Linked DNA regions of Homo sapiens: region 2 is linked to region 1. The links are chromatin loops, found by intact Hi-C in ENCODE. Cell type or tissue: endothelial cell of umbilical vein. All regions are shown on one strand.

Evidence for each region. Peaks named below come from ENCODE experiments on the same cell type or tissue, not always from the same donor. Only the 100,000 strongest peaks of a DNase experiment are listed, where the experiment ranks them.
Region 2: a loop joins it to region 1, with 8 times the contacts of the local background. A loop is called at or near these places in 3 of 110 quality-filtered maps.

The regions. Positions count from the first base shown.
Region 1 is chr7:134,700,429-134,702,928 of GRCh38, reverse strand. The region is part of intron 1 of LOC124901750 (a long non-coding RNA gene); the gene reads left to right. Among named protein-coding and RNA genes, the nearest start is that of BPGM, 55 kb to the right of the region's middle. RefSeq lists a silencer at 1-32. In endothelial cell of umbilical vein, a CTCF peak has its summit at 1,465; DNase peaks (open chromatin) are centred at 138 and 1,448.
Region 2 is chr7:134,514,716-134,517,215 of GRCh38, reverse strand. No RefSeq gene overlaps it. Among named protein-coding and RNA genes, the nearest start is that of AKR1B10, 12 kb to the left of the region's middle. In endothelial cell of umbilical vein, a CTCF peak has its summit at 2,470; DNase peaks (open chromatin) are centred at 1,175 and 2,435; H3K27ac peaks cover 1,156 bases.

The DNA of each region.
Region 1 (2,500 bases):
AGTGGTGGGATTTGAACCCAGGCAGTCTGGCTCCAGCACGCAGGCTTGTAGCCAGAATGTTCCACAATGCATAGATGCAATAAGAAAGCTGATCTAATAGCACAAGACAGGCGAGCATAACAATGTCGGGAAGACCCATGCAGAGGGCAGGGGAAAGGTTATCCTTGTGCTATTCTTGTAATTTTGTTCAACAAAATTGTCAGCATGTGGGCAGAAAAAGAGGCAAAGCCACACACTGTCTTAACCATTTGTAAGCACAGACTATATCACAAAGGGGATTAAAGCTCACATGGTCGGATTCTGGCCTCTCTCACTCCCTTCTCCTAACTCACAAGAAGAGTCAGGCAGCCTGGGCGGGACCGGACCTCTCATGGGCTCCAGCAGCCTGGAGTTCTTCTTCCCATGCTGCCTCTTCCCAACTGCATGGGTATTGTTTCTTCTGTAAATCGGGGAGAGGATTGTTCAACGGGATTACTGTGGGTGCTTTCCAACTCTGAAGTTGCAGGTGTGTCCCACCCTTGAGTGGCAGGGGTAGCTTTAGTGTAGCTTTCTATGCAGCTGAGGGGGACAGTAAATGCATGATCACATGCATTTTTACAGACTGGTTTTGGGTCGATTCATACCTCAAACTCCATGATGGAGAGAACTTTCATAGCCCTTGTAGCTCCTCTCAGCATCTAGAGCAGGATTCTGCTGGTGACAGGTATTTAGCAAATATGGCAGAGTGGCTGTTCCCAGGCCCAGAGCCACTTGCGGGTCCCCCAGAATCTTGATAAGACTCCTCCTTCCATAAAGCTTCTTCCCCACTCCTCCTATCCAAGACTGGATTTAGGGGGCTCAGGATTCTACAAACAAAGCTGAGTGACCCTGTGACCTTGTCATCTCACAGTGACTAGACAAGAAGATAGCCTATCTATCTCCCTGACTCCTGGGAGGCTGCTCCTCCTGGTCTTTATAGAGGCCTGGCTGGAGACAAACTATTGGCCATTTTGCTTCTTGCTTGTTTTGCCTTGGGTTTTTCACAGTTTTCTTGATAAAACAAAAGGTGTTCAGCCTCTTAAAGTTTTTGCCCAGTTCTTACCCTTGACAACAGCACCTCATCACCAATAGTCAGTAAATTTCATTTCTCCCATATCCATATTTCCCTTGCTTCCAGGGTAGGGGAATGGGTTTTGGCCCTGGTTTCATACAGCTGCAGAATGATTTCCAGAATGACGTCCCATGATGGCCATGTGAGAGGAAACAGGCACGAACTGCCACCTGGGAGTGATTTCTGGTGAGACATTTCATCTTCCATGGTGGCTGGCTTAACAGTCAGGCTGGTGAAAGCCAAAAGTTCATCCTCCAGGAATGTTCTGGAGGTTATGCCGCCTGGAGGTAAAGGGTTATTCTAAGCCAGTCTCAGAACTTTGGACCTTTGATGTCTAATTCAATGGTTAGAACATGGGCTAAATGCTTTTGATCCCTAGATGGGGCCAGTGAGCTTGGTTTAATTCAGTGGCCTAAAGCCCACCACTGACTATGTTGGTGAATTTCAGTGTAGTTATTCAACAGGAAGACCAAAAGGAGAGGCTTCACCTCAACTCCTCTCAAGCTGGTGTGCTATCCCAAAGCAATTTGAAATGCCGACATTGATTTGGCAATGATGTATATGAAGGAAGAGTTATGAAGCTCAGTATTAAAGACTGACGTTTCTACTTCTTCCATGCTTTCGTTATGTTAATGTCGCCTCCACATTACCTTCAGATGGAAAGAAAGAACATCACATGAATGGTCAACTACAAAAATTAACTATTTTCAGTCCTGGATTAGGTAAAAAATAATGTATATGGCAAATCATGAAGTTAAGTATTTTCCAAAAATATTTTTTACTGCCTTAACATACTGGAAAAGCAAAAGAATAAAGATGTTCTATTCAAGAATGTAAGTTTATAAATAAGTGGGGGAAAGAAAGGAACATGAGGCCGGGTGCAGTGGCTCACGCCTGTAATCCCAGCACTTTGGGAGGCCGAGGCGGGCGGATCACCTGAGGTCGGGAGTTCGAGACCAACCTGACCAACATGGTGAAAACCCGTCTCTACTAAAAATACAAAAATTAGCCGGGCGCAGTGGTGGGCACCTGTAATCCCAGCTACTTGGGAGGCTGAGACATGAGAATAGCTTGAACCCAGGAGGCGGAGGGTGCAGTGAGCCGAGATCATGCCATTGCACTCTAGCCTGGGCAACAGAGCGAGACTCCATTTCAAAACAAAACAAAACAAAACAAAACAAAATGCAAAAAAAGAAAGGAACATGATCAGGGAACTGGGAGGACCTGGGAGAGTGTGAGTCCACATGGATGAGGATCCAAGCTCAGAGAGGCCATGTTCTTTCCTAAGGTCACACAGCTTAGATAAGGGTTAAAATAAGAGAACATTTAACCCATTTATACCCGAGATTGCAATTTTTGAATTTTTGCAATCAGACCTTGGTGATGACCCTAAGCAGTAGGATATAAATA
Region 2 (2,500 bases), 190 kb after region 1:
TATTGGGATATAAATTATCCATTGAATGCTCCATCTGTTATAAAATTATGTCTTTAAAAAAGCCGTTGTGAGTAGAAAAAGAAAATCCATGAAGAGGTGAAGGCACAATTAAAATACTTGGATCACTGATAGAGAAAGTAATGATATACAACTTGGTGATCCTGCATTCCTGAGAATGAAAAGCCAGCAATTAGACATGTATGGTTCTGAGACCAGCCTGACCAACATAGTGAAACCCCGTCTCTACTAAAAATACAAAGTTAGCCAAGCCTGGTGGTGGGTGCCTGTAATCCCAGCTACACGGGAGGCTGAGGCGGGAGAATCGCTTGAAGCTGGGAGACGGAAAGTTGCAGTGAGCCGAGATCACGCCATTGCACTCCAGCCGAGGCAACAGTGCGAGACTCCAACTTGGGGGAAGAAAAGAAAAGAAAAGAAAAGAAAAGAAAAGAAAAGAAAAGAAAAGAAAAGAAAAGAAAAGAAAAGAAAAGAAAAACACTCCAATAGGAGTGCAAGGCTCAAAGAAGCTCCATTTTAAGTCTGTCTGCTGAGAAGCATTACAATATACACAAACCAAAATTTACCTAGGGATCACTACTACTTATACGTCCTTACCCTGAAGAATTCAACATTTTTGGATCTCCACTTTATTTCCAAATTACACTAAAGCAATGAGTACTCAATGGCAACAATGTGTCTGGTGGCTCAAACAGCATCAGCCCACCCAAAGTAAGAGAGCTTTAGGAAGATTGGAAACTGGGCTAGAAATCGTTGACCAGGCAGAATTCATTTTTAATAAGGAAAGACATGTTGAAGAAAAAGACCTAACATAAATAGAAAAACTAGAAGCATCCTATTTCAGGATGAGGGACAAAGATGACAAGTTACCTGGCATGACAGTACAGGACTGACAATTATAGCAGCTACTAAGATGACATGCCCAAACCTGGAAATGGGAATGAGCCTGCATGCCAGCACAGCTGGGTTATTAGATGTCTTAATTCAAATGGAGTCTGAGATATCCCCAACACAATGACCAGGGCATCTCACAGCAGAATTTCAAGTTACATACTCACAGAAGACTTATAAGCCACCCAGTCAATGAAAATGTTTAATTAGAGAAAGCAACCTACCGACATGTTCTTCCACGGCTTAAGCACCATGACTCAGTGCTGACCATTCTTTTTATAGTGTGACTCATGGTGATTGGACAAATTTGGAAAAGCATTAGAGCGTTTCCCATGGGGAATAGATGGGCCCTGTTGTAGAGCCTCTTTCCTTGGGAAGCAATATTTGTTAAAGCCATATACCCAGAGGAAAGGAGTTTGACTGTGTACTCCAAACATTTTGAATCCTGTGCACTCCAGACATAACAGAGATATAGCCTCAAGTTTATACTCTTATGAGAAATAACACAGGGTGTGGTAGGCAAAATAATGCCCCCCACAAAGATGTTCATGCCCTAATCCCTGGCACCTGTGAATATATTAGGTTACATGGCAAAGGAGAATTAAGGTTGCAGATGGAATTAAGCCTGCCAATCTGCTGACTTTGAGACGAGGGGATTATCCTGGATTATTCTGGTGGGCCCGATGTAATCACATGGGTCCTTATAAAGTGGAGGAGAGAGGCAGAGTTTGACATTGCTGTCAAACTAAGAGTAATTGTTTTGTCGTAAAAAGGCTGACCATGGGTCTAGGGTGGATTGTGCTGTTAGGGTTCATTCTGGCAGGCCTTGAAATCACCTGAACTGTCTAACTGAAATCAGAAATGTAACTCCCAGATGAGATGCATGACTTGCACCTGGCATGGACACGACACATCCCCCCACCCCCCGCCCCGACACACACAGAGAAGTCTGGCACTGGGGCTGATTGTATGGCAAGAATATGTCTGTATGACCAGCAGGGTATAAAAGGCACCAGCTCAGACTCCGTGAGCATCTGAGAATAGATGCACCGAAACTCTTCTTGCTCTCCCATCCCTTAGAAAGTCCTGGGTAGGACCACAGTCATGCCTCCTTCTGTAACAGGAAGAAACCTTCATTTGAGTATACAACAGCAGAGGATGGAGGGAGGTGGTGGAATTGACAGTAGGACAACTAGGTGGCACTTGTCTATTTTCACGATGCGTCTGACGTCTTGAAATATGCAAAGTGATCCTCAGCTGAACTTGAAGGGAAGGTGTTGAAGATTTAAAATTGTTTCAGAGGACAGCAGGCAGTAAAGAACAGACAGCAGAATTGTCCACTTAGATTTTTCCCCACAAATCTATCTATCTATCTATCTATCTATCTATCTATCTATCTATCTATCTACCTACCTATCTATCATCTATCTGTCTATCTATCTATCTATCACTCTCCACCCTCTTTTCCTGGTGGCTACTTGTAGCCACGTTGTTTTTTGCTTTCTTCTTGGCGCTTTTCCCCATAATCAGTCCACACTCCCCCTAGTGGTCTGATGATGAATTTCTACTAACTGGGTTACGTAAAGAAACCTGC